2 separate regions of the Homo sapiens genome follow, and region 2 is linked to region 1. Evidence: chromatin contacts called from ENCODE Hi-C or POLR2A ChIA-PET data. All regions are on one chromosome and are shown on one strand. Each heading gives the region's core, a stretch centred on a gene start or an enhancer-like site at or near the end of the contact. The rest is flanking DNA. Distances are from core to core; before and after follow the strand shown. Region 1 overlaps ANKRD13A (ankyrin repeat domain 13A). Region 2 overlaps PPTC7 (protein phosphatase targeting COQ7).

What was found. Hi-C counts contacts between places; a loop is a spot of excess contacts on that map. ChIA-PET counts read pairs that join two places held with the same protein, here RNA polymerase II (POLR2A). Pooled maps may share reads with other maps.
Region 2: a loop to region 1 is called in a pooled map, with 2.8 times the contacts of the local background. The contact joins two enhancer-like sites. A Hi-C loop is called at or near these places in 1 of 37 single-sample maps with no recorded cell type and 7 of 50 pooled maps. POLR2A ChIA-PET finds 5 or more read pairs at or near these places in 1 of 52 experiments (RWPE1).

The regions. Positions count from the first base shown.
Region 1 is chr12:110,003,132-110,007,265 of GRCh38, reverse strand. The region is part of intron 1 of ANKRD13A (ankyrin repeat domain 13A); the gene reads right to left. Among named protein-coding and RNA genes, the nearest start is that of ANKRD13A, 5.8 kb to the right of the region's middle. RefSeq lists an enhancer at 1,617-1,756. Within about 2 kb of position 1,790, at least 6 of the 41 ENCODE cell types and tissues checked have a DNase peak (open chromatin) inside an H3K27ac peak, as active enhancers do.
Region 2 is chr12:110,560,306-110,564,439 of GRCh38, reverse strand. All of the region lies in intron 1 of PPTC7 (protein phosphatase targeting COQ7), which reads left to right. Among named protein-coding and RNA genes, the nearest start is that of PPTC7, 21 kb to the left of the region's middle. Within about 2 kb of position 1,924, at least 9 of the 41 ENCODE cell types and tissues checked have a DNase peak (open chromatin) inside an H3K27ac peak, as active enhancers do.

The sequences.
Region 1 (4,134 bases), core at 541-3,040:
TCAATTCAACTCCTATCAAAATCTCAGCTGGCTTTTTGCTGACATTGACAAGCTGATCTTAGAATTCATGTGGAAATGCAAGAAACCTAGAATAGCCACCTTGAAGAGAGAGGTCTGAGGACTCACATTTCACGCTTGCCAATTTTAAAACGTACTACACAAAGCTACAGCAATCAAGACAACGTGGTACTGGCATAAGGACAGACATACAGGTCAATGGAATACAATTTAGAGTCCAGAAATAAACCCACACATTTATGGTCAATTGATTTTCAACAAGGGTGCCAAAATAATTCATTGGGAAAGAACTGTCCTTTCAACAAGTGCCGCTTGAACAACTGCATATCTACATGCAAAAGAACAAAATTTTGGCTGAGCTCATTGGCTCATCCCTATAATCCCAGCACTTTGGGAGGCCAAGGCGGGAGGATCACCTGAGGTAGGGAGTTCGAGATCAGCCTGATCAACATGGAGAAACTCCATCTCTACTAAAAATACAAAATTAGCCAGGCATGGTGGCGCATGCCTGTAATCCCAGCTACTCGGGAGGCTGAGGCAGGAAAATTGCTTGAACCTGGGAGGCGGAGGTTGTGGTAAGCCGAGATCACACCATTGCACTCCAGCCTAGGCAACAAGAGCGAAACTCCATCTCAAAAAAAAAAAGACAACCCATGGAATGGGAGAAAATATTTGCAAATCACATACTGATAAGGGCCTACTATCCAGAATATGCAAAGAACCTTTACAACTCAACAAGTCAAATAACTCAATTTTTAAATGGGCAAAGGATTTGAGATGACATTTCTCCAAGGAAGATACACAAATTGCCAATAAGCACATGAAAAGATGCTCAACATCATTAATCATAAGAGAAATGCGAATCAAAACCACAATGAGATGCCACTTCACACCCACTAGGATGCGTACAAACAAAACAACAGATAATACCAAGTGTTGACAAGGATGTGAAGAAACTGGAATCTCATACACTGCTGGTGGAAATGTAAAATAGTGCAGCCACTTCGAAAAATTGCTGGCAGTTCCGCAAAAAGTTAAAACATAGAGTAACTACATGACCCAGCAATTCCTCTCCAAGGTATATACCCAAGATAAATGAAAACATATACCCATACAAAAACTTATACATGGGGCTGGGTGCAGTGGCTCATGCCTGTAATCCCAGAACTTTGGGAGGCCAAGGTGGGCTGATCACTTGAGGTCAGGAGTTCAAGACCAGCCTGGCCAACATGGTGAAACCCCATCTCTACTAAAAATACAAAAATTAGCCAGGCGTGGTGGTGCACACCTGTAATCCCAGCTACTAGGGAGGCTGAGACAGGAGAATCGCTTAAACCCAGGAGGCAGAGGTTGCAGAGAGCTGAGATCATGCCACTGCACTCCAGCCTGGGCAACAAAGCAAGCTGTCTCAAAAAAAAGGAAACCCACAAAAACATATACACAAATACACACAGCAGCGTTACTCATAATAGCCAAAAAGTGGCGACAACCCAAATGTCCATCAACTGACAAACGGAGAAACATTTTCGTCTAACAAACAAAACATAGTACATCCATGCAATGGAATATATTCAGTGATAAAAAGGAATTAAGCACCTGAAACATGCCACAACGTAGATGAACCTCCAAAACATTATGCTAAGTAAAAGAAGAAACAAAAGGCCACATATGATTCTATTTATATGAAATGTCCAGAATAGGCAAATCTAGAGACAGGAAGTAGGTTAGCAGGTTGCCTGGGCTGGAGGGGTTGGGGAGAAATGAGGAGTGACTACTACAGGTATGGGGTTTCTTTTTCGGGTGAGGAAAATATTACAGGGTGGGTGCAGTGGCTAACACCTGTAATCTTAGCACTTTGGCAGGCCAAGGCAGGAGGACTGCTTGAGCCCAGTCTGGGCAACATAGGGACACATTTTCTCTACAAAAAAATCTTTAAAAATTAGCCAAGCGTGGTAGTGCTTGCTTGCAGTCCTAGCTATTTGGGAGGCTGAGGTGGGAGGATTGCTTAAGCCGAGAAGGTCAAGGGTGCAGTGAGCTGTGATGGTGCCAGCCTAGGCAAGAGAGTGAGACCCTGTCTCAAAAACAACAAAAAAACAAAAAAGAAAGAAAAAGAAAAAAATTTCTGAAATTTGACAGTAGTGATAGTTGCATAACTCAGCAGATATACTAAAAACCATTGAATAACCTTTAAATGTAGATTATATAAGTGAACTATATCGCAATAAAAATCTTTTGAAAAAATCAATCTGTATATGTTTATACATAATACATAAAACGAATCTCTCATGTACTGTTTGACAAGTTGCTTAATTCCTCCTGAGCTTCAGTTTGCTCGCTTGTAAAACTGAACAATAAAAAAAACCTACCTTACAGTTCTTACAAGGGGAAAGTCCTTAACTTAGCACGGTGCTTGACACCACAGTAAGTGCTGAGAAGAGTTACCTGTTATTATCATACGCCCACACTATGTAGTTTCATATAGCTGTCACTTTCTCCCTAAAAGGGATTTGCTCAAATTGCATTACAGTTATTAGTGGGGCTTAGAATCTTCAACTAATAATATGAGTTCAGAGAACAAGGAGTTTCAGAATTTAGCTGGAATTCACTTTTTCTTTTGAGACAGAGTCTCCCTCTTGTTGCCCAGGCTGGAGTGCAATGGTGCAATCTTAGCTCACCGAGATCTTGGCTCACTGCAACCTCTGCCTCCCAGGTTCAAGCAATTCTCCTGCCTCAGCCTCCCGGGTAGCTGGGATTACAGGCATGCACCACCACGCCTGGCTAATTTTGTATTTTTAGTAGAGACGGGGTTTCTCTGTGTTGGTCAGGTTGGTCTCGAACTCCCGACCTCAGGTGATCCGCCCACCTCGGCCTCCCAAAGTGCTGGGATTACAGGCCTGAGCCACCACGCCCGGCTGGAATTCACTTTCGAAACTGATCATTTAGGTTTTCCTTTTAAGTTTCTTTAGCCATGAGCTATACCCAAATAAAAATACCCATCCTCCTTTAACTAGGAGTTTCCTTCCTATTTGCTCATTTCAGCTCATCCACTTTTCTTGCTCAAAAGCCTTAAAAAAAATTTATTTTTTTTTTGAGATGGAGTCTCATACTGTTGCCGGGCCTAGAGTGCAATGGTGCGATTTTGGCTCACTGCAACCTCCGCCTCCCAGGTTCAAGCGATTCTCCCACCTCAGCCTCCCAAGTAGCTGGGATTACAAGCACCCGCCACCATGCCCAGCTAATTTTTCATATTTTTAGCAAAGATGGGGTTTCACTATGTTGGCCAGGCTAGTCTTGAACTCCTGACCTCATGATCCACCTGCCTTGGCCTCCCAAAGAGCTGGGAGTACAGGCGTGAGCCACCGTGCCCAGCCAAAAAAAATTTTTTTTTAAGGAGACGGAGTCTTACTATATTGGCCAGGCTGGTCTTGAACTCCTGTCCTCAAGCACTGACCCCACCTCAGCCTCCTCAATCAAAAGCCCTCTTTACTATCTTGCCATCCTCCTGCCGAGCTCTGAGGCCAGGCTGCAGAACCAGACAACTGGACACCCCTTCCAGCTTGCCCACTAGCCTCAGGTGAATTATCAGTTCCCCTGTGCCTTGGTACCTGGCATGCAGGAAGTGCTTCATAAACTCACTGTCACCTTTAGGGGGACTCCAGCAAGAGGCTGCTGGCTAGTCCTCCTCTCTCTCAACACAGACAACCACCCTCACTCCTCTTCACTCTCAGACCATCCTGGTCCTGTGTGGCCCCCACGCTGAGTCAGTGGAAACAGGAATCTTGAGGCCAGTTTCCTAAGGTGAGCTTGAACCCCCGATGACCAAGGGGGCACATGAGGAGAGCAGGCTCTAGGCTCTTCATCTTGGATGCCTAGCCCATGGCTCAGCGATTTGAATCTGTGCCCGGGGCCTCACCTGGCCTGCCCCAGGCTGGAGTGAGAACCCCAGGAATGTCCTCCTCTTACCTAGGTGCTATACTTTTCACCTGCTGGCTTCCTAAACAGGGAGCCTGGCTCTAGAGTCAGGCCTCATTTGCCACCCTCCACCTCACACAACCCAGGTTTTCCAACCCTGTCTAAGGTACACTGACTCACCTTTGCATCTGTCCCCTTAAGTGT
Region 2 (4,134 bases), core at 675-3,174, 560 kb before region 1:
CTAAAGGGCCAGTACAAGTAGGCATATATCAGATAGCTGGTCTTAATTGCTTGTTACTTCCTTACTTAATTTTTGAATTATTTGGTATTATGTGACATTTTCTAACACCTGAAAACAAACTGAAGCCACAGCTTTAATAGAGGCCCTTACTTCTGTAACATAATTAGTGCCCTGTCTCTGCTATTCATAACTTACAATAAGTATGACCTCCCAGATGATTTGTTTGTTGCCTCCTCCTGTCCAGAAACATTGCTAACAGCATTTGGCATTTGAGGAAGATACTGTTGCAGGCCAGAAAGGAGTGAAGTGACCTTTTCAGTAACTTAACCTTCAACTCTGCAGTTTGTGGAAGGCAGACCAGTGATTCATACCAAGTTTGTAATTTGCACAAGTTCCCAAGCCACAGTTGAGCCAGAATAGATAATTCCACATTAAGTATTGGTATTTAAACAGAATTATTGAAGTTAAAGGAAGAACATTTTTATTTTTAAAAGGATGACTTTAAGTTTCTTTGCCTTCACACAATTGTTTCCTAATCCTCATGTCAGCACTTTTCACTGCTTTTTAAGACAAGGCAACTGCCCAGAATAGTCTGGAAATTATCTTCTCTAGTTAATGAAGTATTCTAGACATAGGTGTAAGTGTATGTGGAGGCTCATTAATTTGATTAATTCTTAAGTTGTCTCATAATTACTAAGCTAGCAAGGAATAGCTAACTATTTTGTTTGGAATTCTCAAACACAAAATGAACCGCTTACTACAGCTTTGATTTTGTTGTTTGAGTTTTGCCTATAGTTTCCATTTTCACACTTTTTTTTTTTTTTGAGACAGATTTTCGCTCTTGTTGCCCAGGCTGGCGTGCAGTGGCGCAGTCTCGGCTCACCACAACCTCTGCCTCCCAGGTTCAAGGGATTCTACTGCCTCAGTCTCCTGAGTAGCTGGGATTACAGGCATGTGCTACCACGCCTGGCTAATTTTGATTTTTAATAGAAATGGGGTTTCACCATGTTGGCCAGGCTGGTCTTGAACTCCTGACCTCAGGTGATCCACCTGCCTTGGCCTCCCAAAGTGCTGGGATTACAGGCGTAAGCCACCTCATGCGGCCATTTTCACATGTTTTATTACAGGGTTGAACTTTTCAGTCCATCCTTTGAGCTTCATTACCTTCACTTTTGAATTAACTTCTGCTTAGAGATCTTGTTCTTGACGTAGTCTTGATCTCTGGAGAATCAAAAGACACAGATTTCATTGTGATTAATGTGGAATGGAAACTTCTTTTTTCTTCTTCTTCTTTTTTTTTTTTTTTTTTTTTTTTTTGAGATGGAGTCTCACTCACCCTGTCGCCCAGGCTGGAGTGCAATGGCGCAATCTTTGCTTACTGCAATCTCTGCCTCCCAGGTTCAGGCAATTCTGTCTCAGCCTCCCAAGTAGCTGAGACTACAGGTGCCTACCACCAAGTCCAGCTAATTTTTGTATTTTTAGTAGAGACAGGGTTTTGCCATGTTGGCCAGGCTGGTCTCGAACTCCTGACCTCAGGTGATCCACCCGCCTCGACCTCCCAAAGTGCTGGGATTATAGGCATGAGCCACCGCGACTGGCCAGAAACATCTTTCTTCTTTTTTTTTTTCCTCTTCTTTTTTCTTTTTTGAGACAGAGTCTCGCTTTGTCACCCAGGCTGGAGTGCAGTGGCTCAATCACAGCTCACTGCAACCTCTGCTTCCTGGGTTCAAGCGATTCTCCTGCCTCAGTTACCCAGCTAGGTGGTATTACAGTCATGCGCCACCATACCTGGGTCATTTTTGTATTTTTAGTAGAGATGAAGTTTCACCATGTTAGCCAGGCTGGTCTCAAACTCCTGACCTCAAGTGATCTGTTTACCTCAGCCTCCCAAAGTGCGGGATTATAGGTGTGAGCCACTGCACTGGGCCGGAAACTTCTTGCAAAGGGAGTATTTCACTTGCTTGTTAAAACAGGAAGTGCAGCATAATCTATATAATTTTACCTCCATAGAACTGAAAGGACTGTTGTTAGTCAAAAAGCACATGACATTTTTCTGTATAACTTGACAGAATATATTTGTTGAATATATTTTTTCAGTCATCCTGCTTTTCATTCATTTTGGATTTTTTTTTTTTTTTTTTTTTTTTTTTTTTGAGATGGAGTCTCAATCTGTTGCCCAGGCTGGAGTGCAGTGGTGCGATCTCAGCTCCCTGTGCAACCTCCGCCTCCTGGGTTCAAACGATTCTCCTGCCTCAGCCTTCCGAGTAGCTGGGACTACAGGCATGCGCCACCAGGCATGGCTAATTTTTTTCATTTTTAAAATAGAGACAGTGTCTTGCTCTTTCACCCAGACTGGATTGCAGTGGCACAGTGATAGCTCACTGCAGCCTCAACCTCCTGGCTCAAGCGACTCTCCGTTTGGGATAATTATTTGCAGATACAACATTTCACAGTCTTGAATCACAGGGGAGTGTTTTTTGTTTTGTTGGGGTTTTTTTTGAGGCAGGTCTTGCTGTGTCACCCAGGCTCATGTACAGTGGCACGATCACAGCTCCCGGGCTCAAGTGATCCTTCTACCCCTGTCCCCCAAGCAGCTCGGACCACAGGTGTGTGCCACCATGCCTGGCTAATTTTTTGTATTTTTAGTAGAGACGGAGGTTTTACCATGTTGCCCAGGTTGCTCTTGAACTCCTGAGCTTAAATGATACACCCGCCTCAGCCTCCCACAGTGCTGGGATTACAGGCATGAGCCACTGCACCCCGTCGGGAGCGTTCTTAAGTGCCCAAATAGTTGAGGTTTAAGAAATGTTGATATAGGCTGGATGCGGTTGCTCATGCCTGTAATCCCAGAACTTTAGGAGCCCAAGGCTGTGTTGGGGGGCAATCACTTGAGGTCAGGAGTTTGAGACCAGCCTGGCCAACATGGCGAAACCCCATGTCTGTATTACAGATAGAAAAATTAGCCAAGCATGGTGGTGGGTGCCTGTAATACCAGCTACTCGGGAGGCTGAGGCAGGAGAGTCACTTGAACCTGGGAGGCGAAGGTTGCAGTGACCTGAGATTGCGCCACTGCACTCCAGCCTAGGCCACAGAGTGAGACTCCATCTCAAAAAAGAAAGAAAGAAAAAAAAAAGAAATGTTGATATAAATGTGATCTGTTCCATTGGATAGGAAATTGAGTTTCTACTCTGATCTCATTTTTTTTCTAGTTACAGTGCTTCATGCTGTGATGTCTTTAGACAAATGAGGCTGGCTCTGAGAACACTAAAGTCTTTGAAAAGCCTCAGCATCTGAAAAGATGCCTGTCGTACTGCAATAAATATTGCTTAGCCCCCTTTCTCATTAGATGGCCCCTTACTGCAGAAAGTCTGTAAAAGCAGATACCCTTATTCCTTAGAGTGCAGAGGGTCTCCTGATACTTCTGTTATTCAATTATTGTGATCCTGCCAGATTCTTATTCAGTTTCTCCTCTAGAGTTTCAACTCACTATCAAGTACCCATCCTAGTAGGCAGGAGATGTGTTTCACTGATGGAAAGACAATCCATGTAGAGCCAGTATGCTTCTTTGGAATGCGAGGCTTGATGTAAGATGCCTTGAGATCATCAAAGATGCAAGGAATAAAGCTATTACCTTTGGATACTACTTAATATTTGAAATTCTTCCAGAGTGTACATTAAATACATTTTTGGACAAAATCAAATTGTTTTTCTTCATTGATGCTTATATTAAAATTGAAGTTTAGTATTTATTCTCTAGGCATCGCGTTCTTCTAGAAAACGTTTGCTTTGTAGGTAACTGCATGTCAGTCTGAAGATGAGTGCAGTAGGAGGGGTTTAAAATAATTGCAACATCATGTTGATGGCTGTTAATGGAGGACAGGACTGGAGACGCTCTTGCTGATTTTGACTAGTTCAGAAGTCTTTCTTATAGTAAGCCTTTTGCAATTACACAGTTAGGTGACTGTGTAATTGGGAAGATAGGATTTTTAAGATAGCTATCATTTGGTTATAACTACCTTTTTTTATTTTTTATTTTTTGAGACAGGGTCTCGCTCTGTCGCTCAGGCTGAAGTGCAAGTAGTGTGATCACAGCTCATTGCAGCATTGACCTCCTGGACTCAAGCAGTCCTCCCA